Regions from separate parts of the Homo sapiens genome. Here region 1 is linked to region 2. Evidence: read pairs that join two places in POLR2A ChIA-PET (ENCODE). Cell type or tissue: B cell. All regions are shown on one strand. Each heading gives the region's core, and the rest is flanking DNA. Links, peaks and the distances in the headings are about the cores only.

Region 1 (12,440 bases), core at 5,554-9,553, 110 kb before region 2:
ATGTCTCTCAACGTCAGCTGTGCATCAGGTCTCTCGTGGAGCATTTGTCCAAGAGCAAATGCCGGACCCCATCCCCAGAGAGTCTGACTTAGCAGGTCTGGAATGTGGCCCCAGCATGAGTATCATTTTATAACTCCTCTTATGAAAGACGAGGTGGCAGCTGCAGAAACGGAACCATCCTCATAGGAAGTAAAGCATATCTGAAACACAAGGTCCCTCGCCAAAGGGAAAGCAGGACGTCTTTGCTCCCTGCTGTGCTGGCGGTTTCTAGGGCTAATAGATTTCCCGGGCTAAGGAAAGGTCAAAAACATTCAAAGTAATGTGAGTGCGTGTTTTACAGCTGACACTGTGCTCGCCTTCCTCTATATTCCTGAAATCAAAATTTTCACGTTAACATGCTGCATTTGCCAGTGAAATTTATTGTTGTTTCTGGTGAGGGTCTCCTATGCTCGAGTTCTTTTCTTTTTTTTTTTTTTTAACTTTCCACATACCCTCTTTTTTATTACTATTATTATTATTATTATTAATATTATTCTTATTTTGTGTGTGTGTGTGTGTGTGTGTGTGTGTGTGTGTGTGTGTGTGATAAGAACACTTAGCCAAAAATCTACTCTTTTAGTAAATTTGAAGTATACAATACAGTGTTTTTAGCTATAGGCATTATGCTATGTAGTAGATCTCTAGAACTTCTTTATCTTACATAACTGAAACTTTGCAACTTTGACCATCAACCCTCCATTCCCTGCCCCAACCAGCCCCTGGCAACCACCATTCTACTCTCTGTTTATATAAGTTTAACTATTTTAGATTCCACATATAAGTGAGGTCGCACAGTATGTGTCTGGCATATTCACTTAGCATAATGTTCTCAGGGTCCATCCATGTTGTCACAAATGTCAGAATTTCCTTCTTTTTAAGGCTGAATAATATTCCATTGTATGTATATACCACATTTTCTTTATTCATCCATCAATGAACACTTAGGTTGTTCTTATATCTTGCTTATTATGAATAGTGCTGCAAAGAACATGGGGAGTATCTGGACTATCAATACCCAGAAGTGAGATTACTGGATCATATGGTAGTTATTTTCAAGGTGAGTAAAACACTGCATAGATACGTTCACGAGACATTGCACAATCATTCCTTGAATCTAGAGATGGCTCAGATTTGTATTAGCTGATGTGGATGAATCAGCTCCCAGGCTTACTTATTGTGTTGAGATGTATTTTTCACATGTTATTATAATTAGTGATATCAGATTAATCCTTCCGCTTAAAGGGCCATATAGGACTAGGAAATGTACGATGAAAAATACAATTCAGCAGTCCCTTGTTTCATGTGGTGCACCCGTGGAGACCCACCTCCGCAAACTTCTCTTTTTTTTCTTCAGCTATTTCTTCTGAATATTAACCTCTGTGTCTCTAAATGATGGGCTCCTACTGCTATGTCCCGATTTAGGGATTTGGAGGTTATCTGCTGAGTTCTCGGAGGAGATGAGCATTTCGGTCTCTGAGATACATTACAGGGCCCGGGTCTGCTCTTTGGCCTTCCCTGTGGGGGCCACCCAAGCCAGGGTCTGGGCCTCCACTCGGATGCCTGTAGAGAGTCTCTGCCAATACAAAGCCTTCACGGGAGACTCTTTGCTCATCTGTGGCAATGTGGAGGTCATGGTTGGCTTTTTCCAGAGGCTTGCAGCAGAGTCACGGGGTGATCTGCAGCCAACCTGGCAGTATTCCTAGGTTCTGGGGTTCAGGAACTGAGTGGATGGCGGTGCCAACCCATGAGACAAGGGACACAGTTGGGGGTCATCCGCTGATTTGTTGGGCTTGTGGGATATCTGAGTGGACATGCTCCTGAAACCATGCCCTGTGGGGGCTCTGGGGCTCAGCTGGGATTTTCCTGGTGGAGTTCGTGATGCAGGAATCCATCAGCACACAAGCGGAGAAGGACGGAACCAAGTCTGGGTGGCCATGTGGGCACCCAGGGTCACCTACAGAATGAGGAGTGTCCAGGGCAAAGGTCGCAAGAGGGAGGAGGAGTCCTGCTGGGGGAGCACAGAGCAGTCTTGTGATGAGAGTGGTGGACCTATGGGGCTTGGAGTTGGGGTGATGGAAGGGGCTGGGTACATGGGGGCACTTGGTCTGGAGATTCACACCGAATGCCTGGTGTGAGGAGGTTTCTTTGCTTGGGACCATAGAAGCACGAGGAGCCATCAGAAGCCAGAAGAGGTTGTTCGTGTCTGTGGCCCTGGCCAGGATGGATTTCCAGCCTCTGTAAACCTAAGCCCTATCGTGAGAGTGGCCTCAAAGTGTTATCCCTCGTGGTGAGGAGGCTGTGCTTTTGGGCCCTTCAAGGGAGGATCAGAGAGACTTAGCCACAGGGTGACACAACAGAACTCCCCTGGGAGTTCTCCATGGGAACTGCGAGGGGCCCCGTGTTCCAGTATTCTTTGCAAATGCAAGGAGAGCCCCGAGTCTGGAGGTTCAGATATCTTGCAGCGAGCCACCTGTACCAGGCCGCCATAAATAATGGTGGGGTATGTTCCCCAGTGAAGGAGCAGGTGCGATGCAAGAAAGATTCCAGCCACCACTACCTGGCCACAGCCCAGGTGCCGTCGGGAACTGAAGGTCTTTGTCAAGGAAACTCGTCATTGCAAAGCTCCTTAAACTCTCTTTGGGCGGTGGGGGGGGGGCAGTCTCCGGGTGTCTACCTGGGTGGTACCCCCTATAAGAAAAGGGGACCACATGAGGCATGAATGTGACAAGAGGAGAAGCACGCCCTTCCTCCAAATTGACCCCTTTAGAGATCTCAGGATGAGACACAAGGGCCCCGGGAGCCTCTCTGGGTCTGGTTCCTGGTGTGCATTTGCCAGACTCTTCGGCCTCAGAGCGCTGCTGGGGCGTGAAGAAGTGCTGTGGAAGTCATGATTTTCTCAGCGTCAAGAGCCCAATCAGGATCTGGAAGTGGTGGAGTGGCCTCGGAGTTCCAGGTACTCGAGAGGCTGAGGTGGGAGGATGGCTTGAGCCGAGTTCAAGGCTGTAGTGATGTATGTTTGCACGACTGCACTCCAGCCTGGGTGACAGAGCAAGACCTTATATCAAAAAAAAACAAAACCGAATCAGGCAATGCGTATATAAATGTTTTCTAAATCTTACAGCTCCACGTGAAGTAAGAGTGCTATTACTGATTTTGTTTTTGCTGTCTAACTGTGGCGGCTGCTTCTATTAGTAACCGAGTTCTATTATTAAATGAAAACACTCAATGGGGCCCAAGACAGCTGACTCGCCCCGGGGTGGAGAAGCGAGACCTGCCCAAAGGGCCATGCCAGTGCACTAGGGCGCATGGCGTCTGTGAGAAATGAGGAGGTTCTGCCTTGGAGAATGAGTTTCTGCCAGGATACAACAATGGGAGACAATTCTTGGGTCTGTCAGGAGCCACTGAAGTTCTCCCCTGTACCTTTCAACTCTTGGGAGGAAACTGGCATTATGTACATTTGAAAGAAATAGGAAGGAAAAAAGCCCTCCTTCTTTTAATAAGAAATTTTGGCTTGCTGCATTTGCTCCAGGCGTCATTCTCTGTCTGTAGAAACATTGTTTCACTCCACCCTCCAGGGCTCAGGTCCTGGGAAGTGGGGTCTATCTTAATAAAGAACACTGGAGCCCGGCATGGCTGGGGATGTCAATGATGGCCCTGAAGGAGGCCCTGCTCACCTCGGTGACACGCTCATTGGCTGCTCCACTCTCTGTGTGTGTCTGGTTTTCTCCTCTTTCTGTGCTCTGTTTGGGGAGGGTCTATTTATGGGGAGTTAATATCATCTCAGATGATTAAAGAAGAGGTGGCAGCCATGCACACTGGTACACACCAGTAATCCCAATCATTTGGGAGGCTGAGGCTGGAGGATGCTTGAGCCCAGGAGTTTGAGACCAGCCTGGGCAACATAATGAGACCTCATCTCTACAAAGAATAAAAACATTAGCCGGCTGTGGTCGTGCAAGATTGTACTCCCAGCTACTGGGGTGGTTGAGGTGGGAGGATCTCTTGAGCCCAGGAGTTTGACGCTGCAGTGAGCTACAATCATGCTACTGTACTCCATCCTAGGTGACAGAAAAAAAAAGAGAAAGAAAAGAAGGGGGAAAAAAACCCTTCTTTTTATGAGAATCTTTGGCTTACTGCTTTTTCTCTAGACATCCTTTCCTGGCTCTCGACACATGTTTTGACTCCAAGCTCCATGGCTCAGGCCCTGGGAAATGGGGTCTGTCTTAATAAAGGACAGTAGAGCCTGGCCTTGCATGGGGAGGGGAACGACAGCTTCTCTCTTCTGTGTGTCTGTCAGATTCTTTGCTCTTTCTGTGTCCTGTTTTGGGAGTCTGCTTATGAGGGGTTAAAATTGTCCTGGGTTACAGTAGGGAAGACAAGTACGTCCCATTCCCTTGCTACTGTGGACTGATAAGACGGTGTGCAGAGGAGGAGTCGCAGGGAATGGTATGCAGAGAGCAACAAACTCACTCAAGCCCCTCACACCCCACAAGCACGCTGGCTTATTTATTCTCTCTGACTGATTTGACATTTGTCTTGCTTGTCCACCCTCTGGACTGGATAGTAAGGGGAAACAAACGCACTGGATTTTCGTCTAATCTGGTGTCATCTGATGCTGTCATGTAACCGATCCATTTGTATAAATGCTCAATCTGTTTTGGCGAAAATGATCAGTCTCTTGGATTGCCACCCCACCTCCCTACTCTTGTCCAAGATGGGGAAGGGGCATATATGGCTTTTGAGTCTCCATGGTGATGTGGGAAGGGGCCTATGACATTGTATGTTGGCTGCAGTGTCCTCGGTGGGTTCTGAGGGAAGGCTCACTCTTGTCCCCAGGTCCTGCTGTCGACGCTGCCCTGCTCACCCATGCGTGAGGCTGGCGTAACTTGCATTTTTGTCTCTCTCTCTCATCTTGATCAGGACCTTGTGCTCCCTGGCTGACTTGACCTCAGCCCACCTGTGCTGGCATCTAGCCGACCCTTCTGAGTCAGGGCCTCATGCTCTCCCCGACCCCTGACCAGTGCTGTCCACTCCACAGCCTCAGCTGCAGGGTCTCCTAGCTCCTATCTGGCTTATGCTTGCTTCATGGTAGCACCGCTGGGTTTTGAATCAGCCACTTCCACATTCCCCTCTCAGAGAATGTAGAGCGCTGAGGTCTCCCAAAACAGCAGGAACCAAGATCAGCTCTACAAAGTGAAATTCCTCAACTCCAGACATCCCTCTGCCCAAAGAGGCTACTGGGCCATTCTGCAAAACGAGCTCCAAATTTGCATGAGGTAAAACCCTCTTTTACTCGAAGCTTCTCTCCACTCCCTTGTCACACCTTCCTCCTCTGAGATGTCTGACTCTGTCACTGCCTCTGGGGACCTCCTACCCCCTGTGACCAGAACAGGACACCTTCTTTGGCTTGTCTTTCATGTTCACCTCAGACTTGCCCTGTTATATCCAGGTCAAGAAGGTCACAGTTGGGAATTTGTACTTGGTTCAGAACAACAGTAGAATATGTTTCCAAGGGCCTGAGCCATGGAGCTTGGATTCAAAAAAATGTGTCCAGAGCCAGGAAAGGACGCCTAGGGAAAAAGCAGTAAGCCAAAGGTTTACTGCTTCTTACTTATAAGAAGAAGGGGAGATTTTTCCCTCTTGTTTCTCTCTCTTTTTTTTTTTTTTTTTTTTTGAGACACCCTCTCGTTCTGTCACCAAGGCTGGACTATAGTGGCACAATCATAGCTCACTGCAGCCTCAAAATCCTGGTTTCAAGAGATCCTCCCACCTCAGCCACCCCAAAATACAGATTAGGGACAAAAGCCCTATTGAAGGGAGTTGAGGAGGCCGTGGCCTCAGAACTCCAGGCAGTTTTTGTTGAAGGGCAGCACATTCTGTGCCAGCAGCTGCTGAAGGACATGTGGGGAGAGGGTGGGTTTTTCCTCCTTTGCTTGTGGAGTGCTCCAACGTAGAGGGGGCAGTTGATGACTTTGAAGGGAGGAGGGATCATTGCAGGAGCAAAGCCCCTGAGAAGGTGGGAGGTATGGGATCCTGAGCTGAGGTGAGGAGCTGGCTTCAGTTAGGAGCACTGTATGCAGAAGGGCGGCAGAGAATGCCAGGGCAGGCACGGGTAGACCGGGCTTGGGAAGCCCTAAGAGTTCCCAGTGGATTGCTTCTGTCTTCTCGATGAATCCTTAGGGTAGGCCACTGAAATGGAAGAGGGTTCCTAGCATTGTTGGGGGGTATGTTAGCAATGGAGGTAGGATGACAGTGAAAGAGAGAAGCAATCTCTCTTGGTCATGGAGAAAGGTACAATAATAAGTAAGGCATTTTTTCTCATCAGTGCTCAGCTCCTGAGAGGCAGGGCGCCCATCCTTTACTGCACATCGTGGAGGGGCGCAGTCTTTCCTGAGGCCAAGGGCATGAAGGTGGGCAGGAGGAGACCCCTGAAGACATAGGGGTTCTGGCAGTAGCCTGGTCAGCCCCGGGGGTGGGCGTTGAGATCGCCAGAGAGGATTTATAGAGTAAGGGCTGCGAGGGTACAGGGGGTGTGTCACGTGGGAAGCGTGTGCAAAGGCTGGCTTGGGCACTTTGGGAGGCTGAGGCGGGGGGATCACACGGTTAGGAGTTCGACACCAGCCTGGCCAATATGGTGAAACCCCGCCTCTACTAAAAATACAAAAATTAGCCGGGCATGGTGGCGGGTGCCTGTAGTCCCAGCTATGCGTGAGGCTGAGGCAAGAGAATCGCCTAAGCCTGGGAGGCGGAGGTTGCAGTGAGCCGAGATCGCGCCACTGCACACCAGCCTGGGGGGACAGAGCGAGACTCCGTCTCAAAAAAAAAAAAAAAAGCGCCTGGCTTGGTAGGAGGAGAATGGCCTGGTGACTGACACAAGTCTCGAACGTGGCGCGGCTGGGGCAGTCGCGTCCCTCAGCCGTCAGCTCCCAACAGCAAGGAAGGAAGCCCTGGCGGACCCCGTGAAGGATACAGGAGCCGATCTCCCCGGGCTCCGAAGCGTAGTCCCAGAGCCCGTCAATCCTACGCCAGCAACGCCCCACGGGTTGCGTTTTCCGGCGCTACAGGAACTTCCTGCGCGGTTGCTGTGGTTGCGAGGGCGTGACAAGTGGGGGTTACCGACGCCGTAAGCACTTCCTGCTCGGCTGCTGTGGTTGCGGGAACGGGACTAGCGCGGTTGCTATGGTTGCGAGGCCGTGACTGGGGGGGGGGGGGTTCCGGCGCCGCAGGAACTTCCTGCGCGGTTGCTGTGATTGAGAGGGCGGGATTAGAAGTTTTGTGCAGTGGTGGGTCCCTCTTCCCTGTTCGCCGGAGCCATTGCGTCCCGTACCATTCCCTTCTCGGGTCGTAGTTCTCCTCCCGCTAGCCTGCCCCAGTCGGGCTCGGGGCCGAAAAGCAGAGGAGAAGATGGAATTTCCTCTGCAGTTGGCGGCGTTCGGTTTTTGCGGCCGGCAGGTGGCAATGTTGCACCATGGAGCCACCCTGCTCGCCTCCCGCCCCGCCCTTCGCGAGCGAAAAAAGGCCGCCGAACCTTTTCCGAGAGAAGAGGCTTTTTTTTTTTCCCTTCCCTGGGGTCTGCGCCGGTAGGTCCCGGAGGCTGAGATTCCGCCCTCTGAGGGGCCCCCTCGCTAAAACTCACAGCCTGTGGACAAAGCCTTTTTGGTTTTCAAATCGGCCTGTTTCCCGCGAGGCTGCCTTCTTCCTTTAGCAACCCTCATTCTGCTGCGCTGAATGCTCTCGTCTTTTTTTTTTGGAGACAGAGTCTCGCTCTGTCGCCCACGCTGCAGTGCAGTGGCGCGATCTCCGCGCACTGCAAGCTCCGCCTCCCGGGTTCACGCCATTCTCCTGCCTCAGCCTCCCGAATAGCTGGGACTACAGGCGACCGCCACCACACCTTGCTAATTTTTTGTGTTTTGTTTAGTAGAGACGGGGTTTCACCTGTTAGCCAGGATGGTCTCGATCTTCTGACCTCGTGATCCACCCGCCTCGGCCTCCCAAAGTGCTAGGATTACAGGCGTGAGCCACCGGGCCCGGCCTGGTCTCATCCTTCTTTTCCCCCCACGCCGTCCTGGCGCCTGTGGACCTTCATCAACGTTTTTTTTTTTTTTTTTGAGACGGAGTCTCGCTTTGTTGCCCAGGTTGGGGTGCAGTGTTGCGAGGCTCACTGCAACCTCCGCCTCCTGGGTTCAAGGGATTCTCCTGCCTCAGCCTCTTGAGTAGCTGAAATTATAGGCAGGCGCCACCACACCCGGCTAATTTTTGTATTTTTAGTACAGACGAGGTTTCACCATGTTGGCCAGTCCAGTCTCGAACTCCTGACCTCAGGTGATCCGCCCGCCTCAGCCTCCTAAAGTGCTGGGATTACAAGCGTGAGCCACCGCCCGGCCCATCAATGTATTCTTTCATTAGGGACTGCGTTCAGCCTCACTGGAGAACGTTGGGAGGCGAGATAACGCAGAATAAAGAAAACGAATCTTAGCCACCGTCCCATCACGCAGCGGTGGCCATTCATTATGCTTTGTGATATTTCCTTAAGAAGGTTTTTCAACCATAAAGGTGCATTTTCCACATACTGAGATTCCTACTTCCGTCGCGACTTCAACATCCTTCTTTTTAACTCGGTTTCACATTTTTGAAAAATTCTTTTTGTAACTTTAATGGTTTTGATTGAAATAATAATGCAAACGTTTTCTGGAACGTTGAAAGTTCCTGTAAAACTTGAGTGCACAATTCATTAACTCGATATCCAAAGACAGCCGTCACTGTGTTATGAGGGTAGGAGCTGTGGTATGTGTGTGTTCCAGTCTTTTGTCCTCAGCACCTGGAAGACTACTTAGAATTTACTAGGTGCCTAATAAACATTGTGAATTAAACTGATATTTACATTTCCAGTCAATTTTCCTTATATATGCAGAGTTAATCTTTTCATAACCCTGGATTATAATATAGCACCGGTTTTCTACATGATTTTTTCGTTTCACATTTTGTAGTGAGCATTTGCCTTTGTCGTTAACATTTCTTAAATGTTTGTCTTGCATCGGTCAGGTCAATTCACTTACAAAAGATAATTTTACTTGTTTATGATATTCAGGAAAGAATTCAGGGCTTTGCATGTAAAACACTCTCCATAATTCCATAAAAATCTCACTGAAGCCGGCCAGCGCAGTGGCTCACGCCTGTAATCCCAGCACTTTGGGAGGCCAAGGTGGGCAGATCACCTGAGGTCGGGAGTTTGAGACCAGCCTGGCTAACATGTTGAAACCCCGTCTCTACTAAAAATACAAAATTAGCTGGGCGTGGAGGTGTGCGCCTGTAATCCCAGCTACTCGGGGGGCTGAGGCAGGAGAATCGCTTGAACCCAGGAGGTGGAGGTTGCAGTGAGCCAAGATCACACCACTGCACTCCTGCCTGGGCAAGAGTGAGACTCCGTCTCCAAAAATAATAATCTCACTGAAGCTTAACTAAGTTGTAGCCTAGAATTGCCTTGATAGAGACGGATCTTTTATTCTGTGTTTTAATCAGCTTTCAATATATTGGCTGTCTTCCACAGGACACTGCCCTAGATCAAGACAATTCACAGAACTGAGATTCTGGATGGCATGCTAAGGTTATCTGGCCCAGTGGTAAGAAGCTACAGTCAGCTTAGCTTGCTGCATTGATATAGTCATGTAATGACGTACTGGGGGCATAAAGAAAAATGCACTAAATATGAACTTAGGGGCCTAATTCCCAACGTGTCATTGGAGTCAGGGACACCATCACTTGACTGGAAGCACCATATGTGAGCCAAGGCTCATCTGACTGCAGTGGTCTTTCTCCATGTCTAGCTAATACTTGTGAAGCTGCTTTAGGCATGCCTCAAATAACTGAAAAAAATCACATACTTCTTTCCAAAAAGGGGGAGGGGGCTCACCGTAAACAGTACTGTACACAAATAATCGGAGTTAATTTATGCAGACAGCTTCTTTACCCTAAAGCTGCGGTTTGATTTGGACAAGAAGTTCTTCACTAATATTCACTTCCTCTCACAGGGCCTCATGCAGGGCCTTGGGCCAGGCCTCAAGAGAAGTCCCTTTCTATTAATAGTTCCTGCCCTGCCAGCCTTACCTATTTGACTGAGTCACTTTGCTTCTCTGGGCTTGCAGCAGCATCCAGGGAGGGGTGTGGTGAGAGTGCCCCTGTTCCCAGCCCAACAGCTCCTCTTTTTTCTCTTATGCATTGGATTTTTTTTTCAAGAAACATGCTTTTACTTTAACAAAAACTGAAATCCACTGGTCTACGTGATTTCTAAGATTTCCTATGTGCTTAGTCACCCACAGATGAAGGAAGATTGGACAGCAATGAAGTTATGAAAATGAGTAAGTACAGCTATCCATAGGAGTAGCGGCTACTACCAAGCAATCGCTCTGCTTAGGTCTCCAGCACTGTCAAGTTACTCTACTGGCCCTTGGCTTAATCAAGACTATTTGAAGATAAACTTTTATCTTTTGTTAAAGCTAATATATTTTTGCTGCCTCATTAAATAGATTAGCCTGTTTCCTAACTAAATAGTTATATAAGGGCCGGGCACGGTGGCTCACGCCTGTAATCCTAGCAATTTGGGAGGCCGAGGCAGGTGGATCACATGGTCAGGAGTTCAAGACCAGCGTGGCTAAGATGGTGAAACCCCGTCTCAACTAAAACTACAAATAATTAGCCAGGCGCTGTGGCAGGCATCTGTAATCCCAGCTACTTGGGAGGCTGAGGCAGGAGAATCGCTTGAACTCGGGCGGCAGAGGTTGCAGTGAACCGAGATCGCACCACTGCACTCCAGCCTGGGTGACAGAGATTCTGTCTCAAAATAGTAGTAGTAATAATAATAATAATAATAATAATAATAATAATAGGCATATAAGAGCATAGACTGTAGCATCACTGAAAACTAAACTCTATAGAAATTTCAGTCCTTTTTTTCAATTTAGTGAGTTTTTCAATATCTTTTCCAAACAGCAAAACACAGTTTTTCCTATATTTGTTTCCCAGTGGCATCTTAGGTTGTATTATTTTGGCACAGACACCCTTCGTTTGTATTTTAAAGATGTAGGGACCCCGTCTCTACAAAAAATTTTTTTAAAATTAGCCAGGTGTGGTTCCAGCTACTCGAGGCTGAAGTGGCAGGATTGCTTGAGCCCAGTAGTTTAAGGCTACAGTGAGCTGTGATCACACCATGGCACTCCAGCTTGGGCAACAGAGTGAGACCTTGTCTCGAAAAAAAGGATGTAAAGAAAGTCTTTACTCTCCCTAAAATTATGATTCCAGAGACTGTATTCTTATCTATTTCAAATCATGTGGATAAGATTTATTGAGCATATACTATGTGTTGGGTACTATACTGAGTCCTTTACATGTACTATTAGTCTCATTGATCATAGAAACCTTTGGAGTTTGTTATTGGTTACTATAATTATTCCTGTTTAACAGATGAGAAAACTGCTACTTAAAGAGACATCAATGCTCAGGTGTGTGATGCTAAAGATGTTTGTATAATGTAAACCCTATGATGACTCAAGGGACAGATTTCCTCATATTATTTTTTTCTTTTTCTTGAGACGGAGTCTCACTCCATCACCCAGGCTGGAGTGCAGTGGGGTGATCTCAGCTTACTGCAACCTCCGCCTCCTGGGTTCAAGCATTTCTCCTGCCTCAACCTCCCGAGTAGCTGGGATTACAGGCACACGCTACCACGCCCAGCTAATCTTTTGTATTTTAGTAGAGACGGGGGGCATGAGCCACTGTACATGCCGTTTTTTTTTTTTTTTTTTTTTGAGACAGGGTCTCTATCACCCAGGCTGGAGTGCAGTGGTGCAATAATGGTTCACTGCAGCCTCGACCTCCTGAGCTCAAGAGATCCTCCCACCTCAGCCTCCCAAGTAGCTGGAATCATACCTGGCTTTTTTTTTTTTTTTTTTTTTTGAGACGGAGTCTCGCTCTGTCACCAGGCTGCAGTGCAGTGACACGATCTCGGCTCACTGCAATCTCCGCCTCCCAGGTTCAAGCGATTCTACTCCGTCAGCCTCCTGAGTAGCTAGGATTACAGGTGCGTGCCACCACACCCAGCTCATTTTTTCGTATTTTTAGTAGAGACAGGTTTTCACCATATTGGCCAGGATAGTCTCCATCTCCTAACCTCGTGATCCACCTGCCTCAGCCTCCCAAAGTGCTGGGATTACAGGTGAGAGCCACCACGCCTGGCAAAACCTGGCTAATTTTTAAAAATTAAAAACAAATCCCAGCACTTTGGGAGGCCAAGGTGGGAGGATCACTTGAGATCAGGAGTTCGAGACCAGCTGGGCCAACATGGTGAAACCCCGTATCTACTAAAAATACAAAAATTGGCCAGGCGTGGTGGCCCGTGCCTGTAGTCC
Region 2 (12,440 bases), core at 4,250-8,249:
GTAAAAAAGTTTGGGTAAAAATAAATGCAAATGGATCTCAGCACTTTGGGAGGCCAGGCGGGAGGATCGCTTGAGACCAGGAGTTCTAGACCAGCCTGGGCAACGTTGCAAAGACCCCATCTCTACCAAAAAAAAGAATTTTTTTAAAATTCCTCAGCCATGGTGGTGCATGCCTGTAGTCCTAGCTACTCGGGAGGCTGAGGCAGGAGGATCACTTGAGCTGAGGAGTTCAAGGCTGCAGTGAACTATGATCACACCACTGCACTCTAGCCTAGATGACAAAGCAAGACCCTGTCTCCAAAAAAACTTTTTTTTTAAATGACAAATGGAGAGAAGGAGAAACAATAGCTGAGGGTAGAAGAATGAGTAAGTGGATGATGCAATGAGGGAAATCCAATATTGTATTAATACATCAAGAGAGGCTCAGAGCAAGAGAATAATGTTATCTCTTAGCACAACAATTACCAGATGCCCAGAAATGTGAAGCTATATGCTTTCCAAGACCACTCCTGCTTTTGGAAACTGACCAGGTTGAATGGCAACCTGCAAACTTGAGTGACAGTTTCCTGGGAGATGTTCTGGGAGATGTTCTGGGAGATGTTGATTAACTGGACCAAATGTTAATGACTAAATGAAACACTTGTAATGTGCTGGCATCTTTTGAATTCTATTTTTCAGGCAACCCCTTCTACGAAGAATATAATTTGAGAATGAATTTCCAAGAACTGTTTTCCCACTTCAAACTGTGTGGTGTATGTACAGCTTCCAGCAGACTGGTCGCTGTGTACCTGTAAACCTTGATGATTGAATGCTTACAAAGGCCCTTGATTAAAAAGGACAAAGTGTAGTGTAGCCCAACATGTCACAATGTGCTGTGCACAAGCACAAATTGCCCTTGTTCTTGTGGATGGAAAGCTATTAAGCATAACAGGAACAAACAGTGGATTCCTGATGGCATTAAAGCTGTGGGCATCATTTGGTGGATCCAGAGTCCCTCAGGGAATGGGCCCACCCTGAGACAAAGGAGGATTTGTAAGGCCTTACGGCACACTCAAACTAAATTACATCTAGGTGTGGCCACCACTCTTGTAACCCTAGTATGGGGACCCAATTTTTTTGGGTGCAAAACATGTATCCCAACTGTACTCAGGCCATTAGTACACAGTGGCAAAAACATGCATGGTGGATTAAACAACACTGGCCCACCAGACAGAAAAGGCGCAAAGGGGAGATAGGTGCAGGTCCAGGAATCCCAGAACAAGCTGAGTTTGCTTTCAATGAGGAAAAACGTTCAGAGGAAAAAGATTTATTAACTAGAATAGGCAGGTTAGACAGAATTCTCTTCTAGGAGGAAGGCCAAGGATGGGAGTTAGCCTGGAAAGATGATAAGGCTTTAGCAAAATGGGTCAGGCAAACTCAACAAATGATGCTGTATGATGCTAAAACCCACTGTAGGGGAAAGGGCCTGCACCCGGACCCAACAGGGCCTCTTGACAATTTTAATACAAATAGAGGCTAAAGTGTCCATGAGGCAGTGGCCCTCTGTCCTGGCTGCTCAGGCTCAAGGGGCACACCTATGGGAATCTTATGGCCCTCCAAACTCATGGAAGTTCTGTGGGGCACTTGTACTTTACATCGATATAATATGACTGCCCTCTCCTCCAGAACAGGCCAAAATAAAACATATGCTATGGTACAGTAAGTAAGAATATGAGCTGTTCTAAATACCACATATGTCCTCCCTGTAGGAGGGAGGTGGGCCCTGCTATATAATAACACACAGTGGGCCGGGCAAGGTGGTTCATGCCTATAATCCCAGCACTTTGGGAGGCTGAGGTGGGAGGATCACTTGAGCCCAGGAGTTCCAGACTAGCCTGGGCAACATAGCAAGACCCCATCTCTACATTACAAAAAATAGCAGGGCATGGTGGCACGTGCCTATAGTCCCACCTACTTGGGGGTCTAAGGCAGGAGGATTGCTTGAGCCTGGGAGATTGAGGCTGCAGTGAGCCGTTATTGTGCTACTGCACTCCAGCCTAGGAGACAGAGTGAGACCCTGTCTTAAAAAATAAAAACAACACACAGTGGAAACCAGTCAAGACCGTGAGATGAGACACAGTGATTGGCTTTGTCCCCATCTAACTTGGAATTCAGAAATAACCGAGTCATGGTCCATTACAACAACACCTGTCCTTAATAATATGTGGTATATGGGCAAGGGTAGATCTGCTGGGAAGACAAAGCAAATACCTCCATAATTCTTACTGATCTCTTCTGTAATGAAACTGAATCATACCATGATCATACTGCAATATGATGAAATACTGGTGTTGCTGGTAAGATTCAACTCCCTCATGTAAGTAAATCAGTCTTTTTTTTTTTTTTTTTTTTGGAGACAGGTTCTCACTCTGTCTCTCAGGTTGGAGTGCAGCCTTGACCTCTGGGCTGAAGCGATACTCCCACCTCAGCCTCCCAAGCGGCTGAGACTACAGGTGCACACCACCACTCTCAGTTAATTTTTAAAATTTTTATTATTTATTTGGCCAGGTGTGGTGGCTCACGCCTGTAATCCCAGCACTTTGGGAAGCCGAGGTGGGTGGATCACTTGAGGTCAGGAGTTTGAGACCAGCCTGGCCAACATGCTGAAATCCCATGTCTACTAAAAATACAAAAATTAGCCAGGTGCGGGGGCGCGCGCCTATGGTCCCAGCTACTCAGGAGGCTGAGGCAGGGGAATTGCTTTAACCCAGCAGGCGGAGGTTGCAGTGAGCTGAGATTGCGCCACTGCACTCGAGCCTGGGCGACAGAGCAAGACTCTGTTAAAAAAAAAAAAAAAAGAAAAGGGGGAAGGTTGTTATTTCCTAAGTGATTAGAGCAATAAAAATATCTTGTGTTAAAGTATTTGGCCTTTTGTCTTTGGTTACTGAAGTAGCACCCGAGCTTAAAAGTGAAAGACAATCTTTTGTTATTTGCAGCAAGCCCTTCAAACACACCTGGGTTTATGTTAATGAGGTAATTTTTGGGAAGCCCTTGGATACCATAGGATGCAGTGGGAGGGTTGGTTGCCAGGAAAACCAGCCAGATGCTCAGAGGGTTGGAACTTTCAGTCTCAACCCCCAACGCTCGGGGAGGGCAGAGGGGCTAAAGGTTAAGTTGATGCCAATGGCTAGCAGTTTAATCAATCATGCCTATGTCATGAAGCTTCTATAAAAATCCAAAAGGGACAGGGTTCAGAGAACTTGCAGATACACGAACACTTTGGGGCACCCCAACTCCAAGGGGACAGAAGCTCCTGCACTCAGCACCCTTCCAGACTTTGCCCTATGTATCTCTTCATCTGGCTGTTTATTTGTGTCTTTTAAAATATCCTTTGTAGTAAACTGGTAAACGTAAGTAAATGTTTCCCTGAGTTCTGTGAGCCACTCTCGCAAATTAATCAAACCCAAGGAGTGGAGGCTGCGATTTATAGCCAGTTGATCAGAAGCACAAGTAAAATAACCCAGGGACTCAGTTTGGTGGGATTGCATCTTCAACCTGTGTGATCTGATGCTAGCTCCAGGTAGATACTGTCAGAATGGAATTGAATTAGAGAACACCCAGCTGGTGTCCACTGCAAAATTGATTGCTTGCTTGCTGGAGAGAGAAATCCCCGTACGTCTGGCATCAGGAGCGTGCTGTGAGAGTATGGTGGGAGAAACTGAGTTTGTTTTTCCTACTCAATTATGGACAGTATTATGCCTGTAAATTTGACAACTTAGATGAAATGCACATATTCTTTGAAATATGTAATCTACCAAAGCTCACTCAAAAAGAAAGAAAAAATCTGAACAGACGAATAGCAATTAAATAAATTGAATTTGTATTTAAAACCCTCCCATAATGAAAACTCTAGTCCAGTTGGATTCACTAATGAATTCTACCAAATATTTAAGGAAAAAAATATCATTTCTACATAATCTCTTTGGGAAAATTGACAAGGAAAGAACATTGCAAAGCCCATTCTATGAGGCCAGAAGTAAACTAATAACAAAATCGGAAAAATAATTTACAAGTAAAGAAAGCTATAGACCAATAGACCAATATCTCCCATGAACATATACACAAAAAGTTTTAATGATGATTTAGCAACTAAAATTCAAAAACATATAACTAGATCCTTTAAAAACAAGTGAGGTTTTACCCCAGGAGTGTAAGTTTGGTTTACTATTTCAAAATCAATGTAAATTCACCATATTAGCAGAATTTTAAAAGACAATCTATATGACCATGTGAATAGAGGCAGAAAACCACTTGAAAAAAATTAAATGCCATTTATGCTGAAAACTCACCAAACTAGGTGAAGAAAATTTTCTCAATCTGATAATGAGCATCTGTGAACAACCTACAGCTAACACTCACTGGGGGAAAGACTGAGTGCTTCTTCTTTTAAGACAAGCAACAAGGCAAGGATGTCTGATTTCTCCACCCACTTCTATTCAACATTATACTGGAGGTTCTAGCCCTTGAAATATGGTAAGAAAATGAAATGAAATGTACCCAGATTGTAAAGGAAGAAGTAAAGTTGTCTTTTTCACATATGACATTATTGTCTATAGAAAATCCTAAGAAAAGGCCACGCATGATGGCTCACACCTGTAATCCCAGCACTTTGGGAGGCTGAGGCAGGTGGATCACGAAGTCAAGAGATGGAGACCATCCTGGCCAACATGGTGAAACCCCATCTCTACTAAAAATACAAAAATTAGCTGGGCATGGTGGCGCACGCCTGTAGTCCCAGCTACTAGGGAGGTTGAGGCAGGAGAATTGCTTGAACCTGGGAGGCAGAGATTGCAGTGAGCTGAAATCATGCCACTGCACTCCAGCCTGAGCGACAGAATGAGACTCCATCTAAAAAAAAAAAAGAAAAAAAATCCTAAGAAATCTACAAAAGAATCTATCAAATGAGTGTAGCAAGGTTGCAAGATAAAAGGTCAACATACAAAATCAACTGTATTATTATATACTGGCAATTAATGATCAGAATTTGAAATTTAAAATACCATTTACAATAGCATCACGATATATAAAATAGTTAGAGATAAATTTGACAAAAGATGTGCAAGACCTGTGTACTGAAAATTATAAAGCATTGTTGAGAGCAATTAAAGAAAATATCCTAGCCAGACGTGGTGGCTCACGCCTGTAATCCCAACACTTTGGGAGGCCAAGGTGGGCGCATCACTTGAGGTCAAGAGTTTGAGACCAGCCTGGACAAAGTGGTGGAACTCCATCACTACTAAAAACACAAAAATTAGCCAGGTGTGGTGGCACGTGCCTGTAGTCCCAGCTACTGTGGAGGCTGAAGCACAAAAATCACCTAAACCTGGGAGGAGGAGGTTGAAGTGAGCCAAGATTGTGCCACTGCACTCCAGCCTGGGCAACAGAGTGAGGCTCCATCAAAGAGAGAAAAAGAGAAAGAGAAAGAAAAGAAAGAAAGAAAGAAAGAAAGAAAGAAAGAAAGAAAGAAAGAAAGAAAGAAAGAAAGAAAGAAAGAAGGAAGGAAGGAAGGAAGGAAGGAAGGAAGGAAGGAAGGAAGGAAGGAAAGAAAGAGAAAGAAAGAAAGAAGAGGGAGGGAGCGAGGGAGGGAGGGAGGGGGGAAGGAAGGAAGGAAGGAAGATCCTATATTCACAGAAGAAAAGAGTCAGTATTGTGAAGATTCACAAATGACAAGCTGATTCTAAAATTTATATGGAAATGAGAAGGACCTAGAACCAAAACAATTTTGAAAAAGAACAAAGTTAGAGACTTACTCTACCCAGTTTTTATCTACAGTAATCAACATGGTGAGATGTTGGTGTAAAGATGAATGAAAAAGAAGAGAGTCAAGAAATAGGCCTACACATATATGATCAGTTGATTTTCAACAAAGATTTAAATGCCACTCAATGGGGGAAAGAATGTTTTCAATAAATGGTGCTGGAACAATTGAATAGCCATATTAAAAAAAGATTTAACTTTGACAGTTACCCAGTTACCTCACAACATATACAAAAATTACTGCAAGATGAATCATAGACCTAAATGCAAAACCTAAAACTTTGAAAAAAAATTACTGAAGAAAACATAGGAGGAAATTTTACTCACCTTCAGTTTGGCAAAGATTTCCTAAGGGGGATACAAAAGCATGGATGTAAAAGAAACATTAGCCAGGCTCATGCCTGTAAAACCAGCACTTTAGGAGACTGAGATGGGAGGGTTGCTTGAGGCCAGGAGTTCCAGACCAGCCTGGGCAACATAGCAAGACCCTGTCTCTACAAAATAAAAATTAAAAAATTAGCTGATCATGGTGATGCATCCCTGTGGTCCCAGATACTCAGGAAGCTAAGGTGGGAGGATCTCTTGAGCCCAAGAATTTGAGGCTGCAGTGAGCTATAATCATGCCACTGTACTCCAGCCTGAGCAATAGAGCAAGACTCTGTCACAAAAAAATAATGGTAAAGGCCGGGCGCGGTGGCTCAAGCCTGTAACCCCAGAACTTTAGGAGGCCGAGGCAGGCAGATCACGAGGTCAGGAGTTCAAGACCAGCCTGGCCAACATGATGAAACCCCGTCTCTACCAAAAATATGTAAAAAATTAGCCAGGTGTGGTGGCATGCACCTGTAATCCCAGCTACTCAGGAAGCTGAGGCAGGAGAATTGCTTGAACCTGGGAGGCGGAGGTTGCAGTGAGCCGAGGTCACACCACTGCACTCCAGCCTGGGCAACAGAGCGAGACTCCATCTCAAATAATAATAATAATAATAATAACAGGAAAAAAAGAATAAGAATATGGCCTGAGCAACCAAAAGAATGGAGTAACCAACATGATAGGGAAAGACTGTGGGAGGAGTGGGCTTTAGGGGTAAGGCTGGAGTTCAGTTTTGGAAGTGAGGATTTGAAAATGCCTATGAGACATACAAGTGGGGATGTTGAGTAGAAAGCTGGACATGAGAGCCTGGAGATCAGGAGAGAGAACTGGGCTGGAGACACAAATTTGGGAGCCTGACTCCAAGACTTCCACTCTTAACCCCCAATATTTATCACTCCTGAATGTTACTGTGGTTTCCTTACAGGTCTCCATTCTTCCTGTTTTTACCCCTCCAGTTCATCTTCCCTGCTTTCCCTGCTGGAGAGATCCTTCTGAACTGTAAAATAAGTCACACGATGCTTTAAAAATAAAAAGAAGGAAGAGGAGGGAAACAATCTCAGTAGTGCCCCAATCTCTTAAGCGATAAAGTCCCATCTTCTTAATCCAGTACCTTAGAATTTTTTTGACATATCCTTTGTTTCACCAACCTACCCTGCAACCTCAATTCTCCCCTCCATCTCTAAATGCAGCTCTCTCTGATCCAATCTTCCCAAAATGCTAGCAGTTCCTCGTGTTCTTCCTCTGCCTGGAATCTCTCTCTTTCTCCCTCACCCATATCCTCCTAGAGAGATCCTATCTTCTCATCCTTTAAAACTGAGCCCATGACTCCACACGTATAACTCTCATGGTGAACTTATTTTGCAACTTTCTGCCTCATCTGTCTGTCTCACCTGTGGGACTATGATCTTCAGGTTACTTTTTCCTTCTTTTGCAAGCTATGTATGTAGGACTCAGGCTCCCAACAATGCCAGTGATAATGGATACAAAATCGTGGTGAAGTCAGACAACAGAATGCTCTTCAGCAAGAACAGTGAACTACCTGTTCAGCCAACAGAGTGGATCTCACAAATATAAAATTAATCAAAAGAAGTATATACTTTTAGTTTTCCATTCATATAAAGTACAAACCCAGGCAAAACTAAACCATGCCCTTAGAAGTCAGAAAAATGGCTACCCTGGACAGCGACTGGGAAGGGACACAGGTGGGCCTTCCGGTCAGGATCGGTTTCTTTACTTGTTCAGGATCTGTTTCTTTACCTGGATATGTTCAGTTTGTGAAAATTCAAGTTTTCCATAATTTTAGTGCACTTTCATGTGTGTGTGTTATACTCGAATAAAGGCAAAACTAAACTAAGTTGGTAGACCATCAAAAGAAGCAAGCAAGGAAATAAATACCATATGATTCAGGATGATGGTTACCTCTGGAGGAGAGAGAGGGAGGTATGATTGACAGAAGTCAGTAGGGTACTGACAATGTTCTATTTTTTAACCTGTTTAGTGGTTATACAGGTGTTTGATTTATATGTTCATATTATTTAAAAGTGAATATATGGTTTATATACTTTTATATATGTATGTTATATTTTACCATAAAAATCTTTTTATGGCCAGGTGCAGTGGCTCACGCCTGTAATCCCAGCACTTTGGGAGGCTGAGGCGGGCGGATCACGAGGTCAGGAGATTGAGACCATCCTGCCCAACATGGTGAAACCCCGTCTCTACTAAAAATACAAAAATCAGCTGGTTGTGGTGGTGCACGCCTGTAGTCCCAGCTATTCGGGAGGCTGAGGCAGGAGAATTACTTGAACCTGGGGGGCAGAGGTTGTAGTGAGCCAAGATTGCGCCACTGCACTCCAGCCTGGGCAACAGAGAGAGACTCTGTCTCAAAAAAAACAAAAAATCAAAAATCTTTTTATAAGTACATGCATTTCCAGGATACAGTTGTCAAGCAAATAGTGCAAAAGAAAAAGCAAAGTGTAATAGAATATCTCAGTATACTATCTTGTGTGAAAGAAAGAGAACCAAGAAATATATATTGTTCATTTGTGCAAAAAACAAACAAACAAAAACCAAGAAGGGTATACCAGAAACTAGTGAGATTTATTACCTACAGGGGATGTGTAGGAATGAGGTGAAAAGGATGAGAGGAGGGCCAGATGTGGTGGTTCACGCCTGTAATCCCAGCACTTTGGGAGTCCGAGGCAGGTGGATCACGAGGTCAGGAATTTGAGACCAGCCTGGCCAATATGGTGAAATCCCCTCTCTACTAAAAATACAAAAATTAGCCGAGTGTGGTGGCACGCACCTGTAGTCCCAGCTACTCAGGAGGCTGAGGCAGGAGAATTGCTTGAACCCTGGAGGCAGAGGTTGCAGTGAGCCAAGATCGCGCCATTGACTCCAGCCTGGGTGACAGAGCAAGACTCCGTCTAAAAGAAAAAGAGAGAGAGAGAGAAAGAAAGAAAGAGAGAGAAAGAAAGAAAGAAAGAAAGAAAGAAAGAAAGAAAGAAAGAAAGAAAGAAAGAAAGAGAAAGAAGAAAGAAAGAAAAAGAAAGAAAGAAAGAAAGAGAAAGAAAGAAAAGAAAAGAAGGATGAGAGGATAGAATGGGGTACAGGGGATGGGAAGTGACACTTCTCTGGGTATAATTTTTTGCATAGTCTTGACTTTAAAAGGCACGTTAATGTTTCACATTGTCAATCAATTAACAATGATGGTGGTGGAGGATGGAATACAAACAGCAACAGATGAGCCTATTTCAATGGAATAAAGTGACTATACTAAAAGGGGAAAACAAAAAGAATTGTAACCTAATATTAAACCTTAATCAGTAGCTTTATTTTTCACAGTGTGGGTTGACAATTCTGAAACTACTGAATGTGTATCCTAGGATTGAACAAACAAGTAAATATTGTGAATGACGGGAAGTGAGGTTCTCGCTGTTAGAGAAGGGAGTTAGAAATATGGAAAGTAGAAAGACTGGAATGAACTCTGTGGCTTGGGATTGGGGTTAGAGTATCAGTACGAGCTTATGGTTTTTTTGAGACAGCATCTCACTCTGTTCCCCAGGCTGGAGGGCAGTGACACGATCATGGCTCACTGTAGCCTTGAACTCCTGGGCTCAAGTGATTTTCCCACCTCAGCCTCCTGAGTAGCTGAGATCACAGGCATACTCCACCACGCCCAGCTAATTTAAAAAAATTTTTTATAGAGACAAGGTCTCACTATGTTGCCCAGGCTGGTCTCAAACTCCTGAGCTAAAGCAATCCTCCCACCTTGGCCTCCCAAGGTGCTGGAATTACAGGCATGAGCCACCATGCCTGGCCTGCTCCTGGTTTTTAAGATGATACAGAGATTAGATAGATTAGATTAGATTAAATTAGACAGACATATGATAGATAGATAGATAGAGATAAATAGATTAGATAGATAGATGATAGATGATAGATTAGATAGATAGATAGATAGATAGATAGATAGATAGATAGATAGATGTATTCCTACACATATGTATACATATGTATCCTAGCTCTGTCCACTAAGGTGGCCTAGAAACAATGATCCCCTAGTAGCAAGAACACACCTTATGCCCATAACTTGTTATCTCTATCGAAAGGAATGAAGCCTGGATTTTTGGAGAGCTGGTTCCAGGGCTGTGTCAGGAAAAGTACAAGATGAGCCGGAAGCATCTTGCTCTTCTAGGAAGTGAGGAAATCCTCAAAGAATGATGGAGCATGAGAAGGACACAGAAACAAGGACACAAATCAAAAGGACACAAAAAACAAGCTTGAAAAGGCTCCCCTGTCAAATTCTGGAACAATTTGGGCATCAAAATTAATAATAAATGTAGCAGTTTATAACCCATTGAATAAACTGAGAATCCGCAAAGCCATGATAAAACTAGCTAACTGAATGAATAAATAAATGGAGGCAAAAGGAAAATTATTCCTTATTGTAAAGTGTGAACCAATAAATGTAGAATGAATAATGGAATTAGAAAATCACCATCTGGCAACCACCAAGGTAATAATTGTTTCTAGCAAGTGCAGTGAGATTGGGTGAGGGCGAGGGAAAATCATGGCTTTTTCTTCCATACACTCCTGTGTTGTTCAAGCATCTCACGATGTGCATGTTCTCATGCATTACTTTTGTAATTAAAAATATGTATATTCTTTTGACATGCTGAGGGACAAGTGCTTGTCACTGTCAGTGCTCTCTGCAAGATAGTGGAGATAAATAAGTTGTACTGAAGCGGCACCCGGGAGCACTGTCTTCTGAGAGACAGAGATAAGAGCAGCAGCCCTAATTAACTGTAATACCGAAAAATATACTGGAACATGGTGATAAGTAGGATCACTCTTGCCTGACTACCTCAGTACAGTGCTGAGAACATAATAAGGACTCAATAGATGCTTGCAGAAGGTGTAAAATAGTGAATCCAGTCTGCTACCTTTGCATGAGAAAGAAGGGAAAAAGCAAAGTATAAGTATTATATATAAGTATATATAGATGTATATATATAAGTATTATATATATAGATACTTATATTTGCAAAAAGGAACACTAGAAGGATAAACTAAAAATTAATAAAAAAGAGTAACCAACAAGGGAGGGGGTATAACAGGGTATAGGGACATGATGGAAGTGAGATTTCTCTGAATAAGCCTTGTTACAGAGTTGAGACTTTGGAAACATAAAAACATTTTACATATTCAAAATTAAAATTCAATTAAAAATTTAAAAATCAATCTTTAAAAATAGAAAACAAACTGGAATGAATAAACCTAACTATATCACATTGGTAACATAGCTTCCAAAGATAATATACTATTTCCAGCAACTTTAGAACACAGTTTTTGAATGCATATCCTTACTGGAATATATTCCAAGAACAAATAGAACTACTAAGAAATCCTAGACTTCTTTCAGGAGTCTAATTGATTGTAGAAATATTGGTTTGATTAGTTTAATGCAGGGACGCAAATATATAAATGTTGTTAGGAGCCAAAATTTTCAGTATAAAAATGCCATCTATGAAGTATAAACTTTGTATTTATTTATTTATTTATTTATTTATTATTTTATTTTATTTTATTTTGAGATGGAGTTTCGCTCGTCGCCCAGGCTAGAGTGCAATGGCGCGCTCTCGACTCACCGCAACCTCCGCCTCCCGGGTTCAAGTGATTCTCCTACCTCAGCCTCCTGAGTAGCTGGGATTACAGGCATGTGCCACCATGCCCAGCTAATTTTTTATTTTTAGTAGAGACAGGGGTTTCTCCATGTTGGTCAGGCTGGTCTTGAATTCCCGACCTCAGGTGATCCGCCCGCCTCAGCCTCCCAAAGTGCTGGAATTACAGGAATGAGCCACCATGCCCGGCCTGAAGTATAAACTTTTAAAAAGTACATAAACACCTTGGAATATTAACTTTGAACTGGAAATATCAATATGATACAACAACATTTTTGCTTCTTTCAAAAAAAATTTTTCCCTGCCTTGTTCATTGGAAATACCCAGAAGCAGTGACACCTAGTATCAATGAACATCCCTAGCACCTGTATCTTGGTGTCTGAATACATCCCAACTAAAACGAACCAGGGCTCCTTGGAGAAATGGCTAATTTCAGGTCTGGAGCAGGAAATGTCCAACATGAGCCTGAGACATCTTTTCCTACCAGAAACCAAGAAAACTATCAAAGACTGCTAGTGTCATGTTAAAAAGGCACAGAAACAAACTTGAAAGGGCTCCCACTGGCCAAATATGGGGTAATTTGAACATCAA

Evidence for each region. Peaks named below come from ENCODE experiments on the same cell type or tissue, not always from the same donor. Only the 100,000 strongest peaks of a DNase experiment are listed, where the experiment ranks them.
Region 1: POLR2A ChIA-PET joins it to region 2 with 6 read pairs; 2 of 35 experiments call an interaction of 5 or more read pairs at or near these places.

What each region holds. Positions count from the first base shown.
Region 1 is chrX:52,913,799-52,926,238 of GRCh38, forward strand. LOC124905190 (a long non-coding RNA gene) reads left to right here and starts at 9,427. Exons shown (of 3, transcript XR_007068242.1): 1 at 9,427-9,659; 2 at 10,068-10,394. RefSeq lists enhancers at 6,641-7,244, 6,936-6,995, 7,526-7,655, 7,736-7,825, 10,009-10,138 and 1 more. In B cell, for the core only: CTCF peaks have their summits at 7,490 (motif pointing right) and 7,693; DNase peaks (open chromatin) are centred at 7,133 and 7,423; H3K4me3 peaks cover 1,787 bases; H3K27ac peaks cover 1,654 bases.
Region 2 is chrX:53,028,497-53,040,936 of GRCh38, forward strand. No RefSeq gene overlaps it. Among named protein-coding and RNA genes, the nearest start is that of GPR173, 14 kb to the right of the region's middle. In B cell, for the core only: no CTCF peak of the experiment used is centred there; no DNase peak of the experiment used is centred there.